Regions from separate parts of the Homo sapiens genome. Here regions 1 and 3 are each linked to region 2. Evidence: chromatin contacts called from ENCODE Hi-C or POLR2A ChIA-PET data. All regions are on one chromosome and are shown on one strand. Each heading gives the region's core, a stretch centred on a gene start or an enhancer-like site at or near the end of the contact. The rest is flanking DNA. Distances are from core to core; before and after follow the strand shown.

Region 1 (3,407 bases), core at 368-2,867, 39 kb after region 2:
ACAGAGTCTCGCTCTGTTGCCCAGACTGGAATGCAGTGGCTCAGTCTTGGCTCACTGCAACCGCTGCCTCCCAGGTTCAAGTGATTTTCCTGCCTCAGCCTCCTGAGTAGCTGGGATTACAGGTGCCTGCCACCACACCCAGCTAATTTCGTTTTTGTATTTTTAGTAGAGACGGGGTTTTACCGTGTTGGCCAGGCTGGTCTCGAACTCCTGACCTCAGGTGACCTGCCCGCTTCAGCCTCCCAAAGTGCTAGGATTACAGGAGTGAGCCACAGCCCCTGGCCACAGTAAATGTTTAATGAATGTTCTTTTTTTGACCGGGAATCTGACTCTGTCACCCAGGGTGGAGTGCAGCAGTGCCATCTCAGCTCATTGCAACGTTTCCGCCTACCCCGGGTTCAAGTGATTCTCCTGCCTCAGCCTCCAGAGTAGCTGGGATTAGAGACACCTGCCACCACGCCTGGCTAATTTTTTTTTTTTTTCTATTTTTAGTAGAGATGGGGTTTCTCCATGTTGGCCAAGCTGGTCTCGAACTCTTGACCTCAGGTGACCCGCCCACCAAGGCCTCCCAAATGCTGGGATTATGGCCATGAGCTGCCACACCCGGCCTGTATGCTTCAACTTCATGTCATTTCAGGAGTTAAGTAAATAGATCAATGTTTAATTTTGTTTAAAATCTCTAGTAGAGTTAATAATGCATTAAAATTATGATGATTATTTTTGAACTCTCTTGTTGACATTTGCCAAATTAGGATAGTTTAATTATTTGGGGTTTGCAATTTTGCGCTGAAAGGCACATCATGGGGTTTAAGTGCCGTTTCTGTTTTACTCTTAAGAGATCACAATCCTCCACTCTTACTCCTCACTTGCTTTTTCTCTAGATAATAATTTCCACTAGAACTTTGGGGAGCTCAGCAGATGCAATTGGATTTTTTTGTCCAAACTAATGACTTGTTTCTGGAAAGAAAACTGTTACCATCAACGGGATTCTTTTTCTTTTTTAAAACATTATACAGTGTTTGGTTCAGGCCAGCGGTGTGGGATGGGATTTAGTCTCCGGATTTGCCAAGATGTTTATGCAGCAGGAATGTTACTTATGTAAGCCTGGAAGCGCTCCTGATGTGCTATAGCCTCCTCTTCCATCACAGCTTTTTTTCATTAAGAAGTTGATCTTCCTTTCATGATACCACATTAAGTGGCTGAAAGGAAAAGAAAAAAATTGTTTACTGTACTAAATAACCTAACTCTCCGCAAAGCATCCATTTGGTTAAAGGAACTGCAAGGAGCTCTGGAAAACGGGGCTGAGAATTGTTTTGATGCTCTCAGCTTGGCCCCTCACTCACTTCCTGTTGCTCTCTAGTTGCAATCAAACTCATATGTGGGAAAATAGAAAATGCTTTTAAAAGAAAAGAAAGATGAATTCACAAACAAGCAAAACACCCTCTTTTACATTTTTTCTGGGGACTGAAATTTCCATGTAATGGAAAAGTGTCAAATGAGAGAAATCATCAACGCTAAACATGAATGAAACACAAATAAAAGCTATATGTGAGAAGCTAAGGAAGAAAAGGGTTAAACTCACCCTGCCACAGATGAGTAAATATCTACATGTTTATATAACCAACCAACAAACTCACTGAGAGCAAACAGGACATTGTGAGGTGAAAACAGAGCTGTGAAAGTCGGACACTCCCAGCCCTCCCGGCTTATCTCATCCTCTGCTTTTCTGTGGATGCTGCCCTATGAGTCAGACGAGATGAGAAACTTTAATCATTCTAAGCAGATGTGTATCAGCACTCTCTGATAAAAGCATGCCAGCACACTGCACCAGTCTGTATCGGCACCCATCCTCCAACAAAGCAATGGTCCCTCAACCAAGACGGTAACAGCTCAGGTTAGACTAGCCCAGCGACCCCTCCCTGGGCTGTTCTGTGACATCAGCAGTGCAGAGACGGAGATTCTTCGCAGAGGGTCCTAGGCTGGGCTTGAAGCATCAGTAGGTGTTTACCTTCTGCCCGTAGCTGTATGAACTTTCTGAATGTTGGAGGTGTGCTGCTACGTTGACGTGGTTTTCACGTGTGGGCAGTGAGTGAGGCTAGGGCCACAGTCCTGAGAAGTGGCCTCTTGCTTGAAAAAAACTGTCATTTTCATTGGACAAGAGGTGCAGCCTCAGCCCAGAAACATCATGGGGGTGGGAGTCCCTATTATTTCTTCCTTAATTATCTCTCCAACTAATATTGAGCAGCTAGATACTGGCAGGGCTGCCACATACGGCTGTGCAAGCTGCATACTGGACAAGGGTGCTGTATCCGAGACATTATTCCCACGGTAGCTGTCATAGATTTGCATGTTTATTGTGTTGATTTTCTGGAGGACACCAGGAAAGTACCTTGAATCAGGAAGTCCTGTTCCCAAGTTTCATAAAAGAGCTATATGTGCTTGAGGGACTGTGTGCACAGGGCTGGGTGTGCAGATCCAAAGATGCAGGGGAGCACAGGAGCCTTCCAGGGTTCTGGATTTTGTTGTATGTGCACCAAGGCCAAGGGGGCTAGGTGGCGAGGACCCTGCAGGATCTCCTGGGATCAAGGAAAGAGGAGGACCCTGGCCTCCCAGGACCAGGCCCCTAAAACAAGTCATATATATTGGACAGTCTGTTGAGTGGCACTACCCTATAGAAACACAACGTGAGCTGTAAATACCAGCCACGTGTCATTTCAAAGCTTCTGGTAGCCATATTTTTAAAGTGAAAAGAAACAGATTCTAATGTATATATTATCTATTATGTTAGATATATTAGATATACATATATCTAATATATATTATGTTATCTATATATCTGATATATATCTAATATCTAAGATATTATTATATATAAAAATACATATATAAATTTTGGTACAAAGTCTTTGAAATCCAGTGTGGATTTTACACTCTCAGGACATGCCAATCTGGACTAGCCACACTTAAAGGGCCCGGTTGCCTGCTGTATCTGGTGGCCCCCAGCTGCTTGTACATCTCTGGAGTCTTGCTAGCTACCATTTGAATCCTCTCTCCAGCTGAGGGTGCAGCCTCCCTTCTTGGAGCAGTCTAAGCCTTGGGTCTCTAAAGGGCCAAAAGTGTGGATGAGTGTTGGGGGTCCTTGGGCAGCCGCACCCAATGGTGTTGTGGGGCTCAAGCAGGTGGGTGCTCCTGCCCACCCCTGTGCCACACCCTGAATCACTTCCCTGGTCAGCCCCGGGGCCTGGGTGTACTTGGTTGAGTAAGTCAGCACTTTTGGGAGATGCAAGGCAAATAGAAACCCGGGACCCGGTGCTGTTCTCATCTGAGGAAGAAACCACCACAAACCACTCTTTAAGGAGCCACATGAGTGAGCAAGTTCAGAGACACAAGCAGCCACAGAACTGCGT
Region 2 (3,266 bases), core at 686-3,185:
CAGGTCAGTCATGGGGGTGTAGTACTCACAGTGCCAGGGTGGGCAGGTCAGTCATGGGGGTGTAGTACTCACAGTGCCAGGGTGGGCAGGTCAGTCATGGGGGTATAGTACTCACAGTGCCAGGGTGGGCAGGTCAGTCATGGGGGTGTAGTACTCACAGTGCCAGGGTGGGCAGGTCAGTCATGGGGGTGTAGTACTCACAGTGCCAGGGTGGGCAGGTCAGTCATGGGGGTATAGTACTCACAGTGCCAGGGTGGGCAGGTCAGTCATGGGGGTGTAGTACTCACAGTGCCAGGGTGGGCAGGTCAGTCATGGGGGTGTAGTACTCACAGTGCCAGGGTGGGCAGGTCAGTCATGGGGGTGTAGTAATCACAGTGCCAGGGTGGGCAGGTCAGTCATGGGGGTATAGTACTCACAGTGCCAGGGTGGGCAGGTCAGTCATGGGGGTATAGTACTCACAGTGCCAGGGTGGGCAGGTCAGTCATGGGGGTATAGTACTCACAGTGCCAGGGTGGGCAGGTCAGTCATGGGGGTATAGTACTCACAGTGCCAGGGTGGGCAGGTCAGTCATGGGGGTATAGTACTCACAGTGCCAGGGTGGGCAGGTCAGTCATGGGGGTATAGTACTCACAGTGCCAGGGTGGGCAGGTCAGTCATGGGGGTGTAGTACTCACAGTGCCAGGGTGGGCAGGTCAGTCATGGGGGTGTAGTACTCACAGTGCCAGGGTGGGCAGGTCAGTCATGGGGGTATAGTACTCACAGTGCCAGGGTGGGCAGGTCAGTCATGGGGGTATAGTACTCACAGTGCCAGGGTGGGCAGGTCAGTCATGGGGGTATAGTACTCACAGTGCCAGGGTGGGCAGGTCAGTCATGGGGGTGTAGTACTCACAGTGCCAGGGTGGGCAGGTCAGTCATGGGGGTATAGTACTCACAGTGCCAGGGTGGGCAGGTCAGTCATGGGGGTGTAGTACTCACAGTGCCAGGGTGGGCAGGTCAGTCATGGGGGTATAGTACTCACAGTGCCAGGGTGGGCAGGTCAGTCATGGGGGTGTAGTACTCACAGTGCCAGGGTGGGCAGGTCAGTCATGGGGGTATAGTACTCACAGTGCCAGGGTGGGGAGGTCAGTCATGGGGGTGTAGTACTCACAGTGCCAGGGTGGGGAGGGAGGTAAGGGTTACGATGATGGAGGAGGGTGTAAAGAAAGGGAGGGAGAAGGTGCTGAGGGTGGGGATGGGAGGACTGGGGAGAAAGTGGATTGCAGCCATGGGGACATTGAGTGGGTGAGCTGGGAGGACCCTGTGTGGCAGCCACAGAGGGGATACTGGAGATGGAGACCTTGGATGTGGGGAAGCTACTGGCAACAGCAGGGTGAGACCATGGGAGTGTTGGGGGCGGGGAGGAGGAGGACAGCTCAGGCGCTGGGGAGGTCAGGACCTGGCTCGCCATTGAGAGAGACAGTCTGCCATGTGGTGACAAGAGACGAAGCCAATGAGCAGCTCAAGTCTGCCCCGAAATGAAGGTTGATGGACCACAGCAGCGGGGAGAGGAAGCCAGTGGCCAGGAGGAATAGAGAGGTGTAGAAGCAGCCGTGGGACACTCCCAGCTTCCAACCCACCCCCAACTTTCTTACACCAGCAACCCTTCCCCTCCTTGAGAGGCTGCAGGGGAAGTGGGGCCCTCAGGGGAGGGGGCAGCCAGGTTCCCGCACAAGGAAGATTTAGAGAAGAGGTGGAGGAGATAGGAGAGTTCCAGAGAGCCTGGTGACGGGTTTGGGGTGGGGAGGGAATGAATGGGGAGTCAGGTCACATTAAGGAACAAATGAATGAGCTGCCAGTGAATGAACCGCAGCAGTGCCACGCTGGTTAACTGGGAAGAGGAAATGTCAGTGCTGTCATGCTGTACGCATTCCACACCATTGTTCATTGTTGCTATGCTGGTGCCAGCAGGGCGGTGGGCAGATGGGTCTTGTGTGTGTGTGTGTGTGTGTGTGTGTGTGTGTGTGGCGTGATGTGCCTCACCGGTGTACATTTCAGTTCTTGGTAATCCTGTTTTGAGTCTCACAGAATCTATTTCCTCAAGCCGTTTGTATCCTTATTTATGTAAGTGACTAATTCTTTCATGGGTAGAGCCAAGCTTTCTGTCTCAGTTACATAGAGATACTGAGACAAATTACTCATGAACATTCCAGAAAAGATGAGTATCTACAAATTATTGAGACAGTTTCAATATGTAAATAGTATTGTTGAATACGATTTCTCACAGTTATCCAAGTTAGATTGGATACGGTAAGTGGGTAATTCCAAGCTAGTTATCCCCTTTACACATGGCATAGTGCCCCATCGTTGGGTCTTCCCAGCCTGCCATGTCCACGTGGCCGGGATGCTCCCAGGAGCTGCTGGGGAAAGGAGGGCGGGCTGCAGGCTGTGTCTTGAAGGCTGAGAATTTAACGCCGCTGCCCTCGATGTGCCATAGCTTGTTGGTAGAGCAGTGTCCATTTGAAGGGAGGTAGCTCCTGAATTTACTTTATTTTTGCAATACCCTTCTGAGGAGCTAATTGGCCCTAATAAACCTTGCAGAACATAAGCCCTGCCCAAATGGGGAGAACCACCTGCTGTCAAGAGTCAGCCAGCTGCAGTATCAGCCCCTGAAGAGGACGAGCTAGCAGTGCTGATGTCAGGGAACTTTCCACTCCTCAAACCGACAGGAACAGGACCGTGAGCACAAAACGTGAACACGGACCAGAACGAGTTGGCATGCAGGACTAGGTTGCCTTGACGACTCTGAGTTCTGACAGGGAAATACAATGAGTTTTATGTGGACAGAGTTCCACGGTCTATTGCAAAATCAATGTGCTGTTTGAATGAATCATCACTTCCAACCATTGGTCATTGGTGTCTGAATCTTGATTGCAGATGAAGCACTGAGTCATGACTGTAAAATGCCACAGTATTTATGAAAACCAAGAAGGTTTTTTATTTATCCTGACTAGCTAAATCAAGGTAGGTCATCCTAATAATACTTGTCCACACAAGTGGCAACCCCTTGCCAAAGAAATGCAAACAGAAGCCTGGGATGTTTCCAGCTCTCCTTAACTTCCTTCCCCGACCTCCCTGACACCAGCCAATGGGTCCTTTAAGAAGTGTGAGAGAGCCAGTAGATGGTAGGCCCCCGCTTCAAACTCGCCATCTTGTCCCTTGATCCAGTGACTATACCTGGAATTTGGCCTCTAAGCGAGTGTTTCTTTTTGCACTTGGACTTCTTGAGA
Region 3 (3,483 bases), core at 241-2,740, 49 kb before region 2:
TCCACCCATCAGAGTCACCATATTTGGCTCCACTTAGCCATGGCCTGCTTGGTGCAGTCATCCTCCACCTGCTCATAGCACACTTGATTAAGACTGGAAGGATGAGGGCTCACTTTTCAAAGCGTGCTCATTGAAGTGGCAGGAGGCTGTGAATCACAGGGACCCCGTGCTGGGAGCACTGGGTATACGTGGAAGTCGCTTCAGGGAGAGAAGAGGAGATGGGGAGAGTTGGGATGTTTACACTATTGCCTGGGAAGTGATGGGCTCTGCTCCCGGGCTGCCTCACCCCAGCCCTGTTAATACATTGGCTGTTCAGGACCCTTTCCCCAGAGCCCCAGGCTGGGTTCTGGCACGAAGGCCCACACCCACAATGGAAAGGCTCGAGGTATTGGAAAGTAAGTCCCCCCGCCCCCACAAGACTTCCTGAGAGCTGCCAGGTGAGCATGGCAGGAGGTGACCACACTGTTTTAATATCTGGAAGTCACCAGAAAGGGGCGAGCCCTGCCGATGGTTCTGTTGTTAAAGGGGCCATTTCCAGCGCAGCTTTGGGGGCACAGGTAGAAACAAACGTTTCATGAATGAACCTCCACCCGGCGATTGCTCTTCAACGTGGAAATGGCAGCACTGCGTAGCAGGGAGGGGAACTCTGCACTGGGGGTCTACTGGGGAGAACTTAAGGAAAGCTCATTTGCATCTTGAGTTAAAGCACCCTGGGCGCTGTGCCTCTGTCTGGGAATCTCTGTGGGTGTGTGGAATTAGATGCACCTGCGTTCAAGTCCTGACTGCACACCTCTGTGCTGCGTGGTGATGGGTAAGCCACCTCACTCCCAGAGACTCAGTTCCCACACAGGGACAGTGGGTACAGGGCTCCTGTGAAGAGGACCCAGATGATGGGTGTCAACAGGCACTGGCAAATGACAGCCGGCAAGTTAAGCAAGCTGCGTCCAGCCACATCGCCCAGCCTCCTCCTTGCTGGGGTCATTTCCCCCACCCGACCTCATTGCAGAATCCATACTTTTACAGATGGAGGCAAAAAGCACTCCCTAAAATACTCATGAGTCTAATTCCTGTGACTCTAACCCAAAATACTCCTGACTTTAAACCAAGACTACCCCAGTTTTTTCCTTTTTAAGAGGAATTACCCAATAGAGCTTGGAATTTGTTTATTAGTGGTTATTTGTGCACATTTGCAAAAGGGGGAGACCAGTTGGAGACCACAGTATTTATGAAAAGAAAAAAAGCTCGTGTCCTGTTTTCATGTGTGTGTGTGTTTTAATGAGTCATTCGCTACAGCGTGATCTGCTGGGCACGGGGATTACCGAATATTCTAGAGTCTAAGGCTCTGGATTTTACCGTTATTGTAAGAGGCACCATCAGAGCAGTAACAGCTTTTCAGAAGGGAAAAATGCCACCATCTTAACATACGCGTCCATTGTAAAAGTCATCATGAATTCAGAAATGTTAAAAAGAGGGGAAATGTCAACCAGGAAATATGGTGTGTGAATGCTGACCATCCGGCAGAGGGCAGGACAGCCACAGCCTCAGTAGAGGGTGGGACACAGAGCAGGGGACAGTCTGGGGGTTGCTGTTGAGTGTGGGCTTGGAAAGGCAGCTCTGTGTGGGTGGGAGCCTCATATGCGTGAGATCGGCCCAAATGTGCCCCCTCAGAAAAGCACAGGTTGTACTTTTCATCTCCACGTCCCGCTTAAGGAACCCATTTTTGGACTTTCTGTTTTTAATTGTAGATTGATAAATTATAGTTGTATATGTTTATGGAGTACAAAGAGTTGTTTTCATCCATGAATACAATGTGAAAAAATTAAATCAAGCTAATTAACATATCACCTCAAAACTTTTCATTTTTTTGTGGTGAGAACATTTGAAGTTTACTCTTAGTGATGTTAAAATGTACTATACATTATTATTTACTATTTTATTATGATGTGCACTATATCTCCAAGGAAAATAAAATTCCTCCTCCTTTTAATTGAGGCTCTGTACCCTTTGACCATTGCCTTTCAATTTTCCCTAACCCCTGGCTCTAGTAACTGCCATTCTATCCTCTGCTCCCTTCCCTCCCTCCTTCCCCTCTCCCTTTCCCTTTTTTTTTTTTTTTTTTTTTTTTTTTTTTTTTTTTTTTTTGAGATAAGGTCTCACTCTGTCACCCAGGCTAGAGTGCAGTGGCGTGACCCTGGCTCACTGCAGTTTCGACCTTTCAGGCTCAAGCAATCCTCCCGACTCAGCCTCCGGAGTAGCTGGGCCCACAGGCCTGTGCCACCACACCTGGCTATTTTTTTTTTTATCTTTTGTTGAGATGGGGGTATCACTATGTTGCCAGGGATGGTCTCTAACTCTCCAGCGTTCCTCCCATCTCAGCCTCTCAAAGTACTGAGATTACAGGCATCAGCCACCAGGCCCAGCCATCTGCTTGTTTTCGATTCCACATGTAAGTGAGAACATGTGGTATTTGTCTTCCTGTGCCTGGCTTATTTCACTTAGCATAATGTTCTTCAATTCCATCCGTGTGGCTGCAAATGGCAGAATTTCCTTCTTTTTAAAGCTAATAGTACTCCATTGTATATATGTACCACATTTCCCTTATCCGTTCATCTGTTGATGGACGCTTAGGTTGATACTATATCTTGGCTATTGTGAATAATGCCACAGTGAACATGGGAGTGCAGATACCTCTTTCACATACTGATCTCAAATGTTTTGGCTAAATCACCAGAAGGGTGATTGCTGGATCTATGGTAGTTCTATTTTTATTTTTTTGAGGAACCTCTATAGAGTTTTCCACAATGGCTGTACTAATTTACCAACAGTGTTCAAGCGTTTCCTTTGCTTCATATATATATTTTTAATTAGGTCTTGAGGCTTACTTTTGTTTTTTCAGACTGAGATGAGGTTTTGAATCCATTTTTTGGTATGTGAAAGTTTTTTTTATATATACTTTAAGTTCTAGGGTACATGTGCACAACGTGCAGGTTTGTTACATAGGTATACATGTGCCATGTTGGTTTGCTGCACCCATTAACTTGTCATTTACATTAGGTATATCTCCTAATGCTATCCCTTCCCCCACCACAGGCCCCAGTGTGTGATGTTCCCCGCCCCATGTCCACGTGTTCTCATTGTTCAATTCCCACCTATGAGTGAGAACATGCAGTGTTTGGTTTTCTGTCCTTGTGATAGTTTGCTGAGAATGATAGTTTCCAGCTTCATCCATGTCTCTGCAAAGGATATGAACTCATCTTTTTTATGGCTGCATAGTATTCCTTGGTGTATATATGCCACATTTTCTTAAACCAGTCTATCATTAATGAACATTTGAGTTGGTTCCAAGACTTTGCTATTGTGAATAGTGCCACAATAAACATATGTGTGCATGTGTCTTTATAGTAGCATGATTTATAATCCTTTGGGTGTATACCCAGTAATGGGATCACTGGGTCAAATGGTATTTCCAGTTCTAGATCCCTG

What was found. A loop is a pair of places that touch in the nucleus more often than their neighbours do. ChIA-PET counts read pairs that join two places held with the same protein, here RNA polymerase II (POLR2A). Pooled maps may share reads with other maps.
Region 1: a map of PC-9 shows a loop between it and region 2 (5-fold over the local background). The contact joins two enhancer-like sites. A Hi-C loop is called at or near these places in 6 of 168 maps with a recorded cell type or tissue (IMR-90, PC-3, PC-9 and 3 more), 1 of 37 single-sample maps with no recorded cell type and 4 of 50 pooled maps. POLR2A ChIA-PET finds 5 or more read pairs at or near these places in 11 of 52 experiments (A549, AG04449, AG04450 and 8 more).
Region 3: a map of PC-3 shows a loop between it and region 2 (17-fold over the local background). The contact joins two enhancer-like sites. A Hi-C loop is called at or near these places in 9 of 168 maps with a recorded cell type or tissue (Caco-2, Calu3, PC-3 and 6 more) and 3 of 50 pooled maps. POLR2A ChIA-PET finds 5 or more read pairs at or near these places in 5 of 52 experiments (A549, AG04449, MCF 10A and 2 more).

What each region holds. Positions count from the first base shown.
Region 1 is chr15:100,758,174-100,761,580 of GRCh38, forward strand. The region is part of intron 2 of LOC105371024 (a long non-coding RNA gene); the gene reads left to right. Among named protein-coding and RNA genes, the nearest start is that of GCAWKR, 90 kb to the right of the region's middle. Within about 2 kb of position 1,618, at least 8 of the 41 ENCODE cell types and tissues checked have a DNase peak (open chromatin) inside an H3K27ac peak, as active enhancers do; they include PC-3, PC-9, Panc1 and 1 more, where a contact is called at or near this core.
Region 2 is chr15:100,719,181-100,722,446 of GRCh38, forward strand. The region is part of intron 1 of LOC105371024 (a long non-coding RNA gene); the gene reads left to right. Among named protein-coding and RNA genes, the nearest start is that of ASB7, 120 kb to the left of the region's middle. RefSeq lists an enhancer at 2,619-3,266. Within about 2 kb of position 1,936, at least 28 of the 41 ENCODE cell types and tissues checked have a DNase peak (open chromatin) inside an H3K27ac peak, as active enhancers do; they include PC-3, PC-9, Panc1 and 1 more, where a contact is called at or near this core.
Region 3 is chr15:100,670,646-100,674,128 of GRCh38, forward strand. No RefSeq gene overlaps it. Among named protein-coding and RNA genes, the nearest start is that of ASB7, 70 kb to the left of the region's middle. Within about 2 kb of position 1,491, at least 2 of the 41 ENCODE cell types and tissues checked have a DNase peak (open chromatin) inside an H3K27ac peak, as active enhancers do; they include Panc1, where a contact is called at or near this core.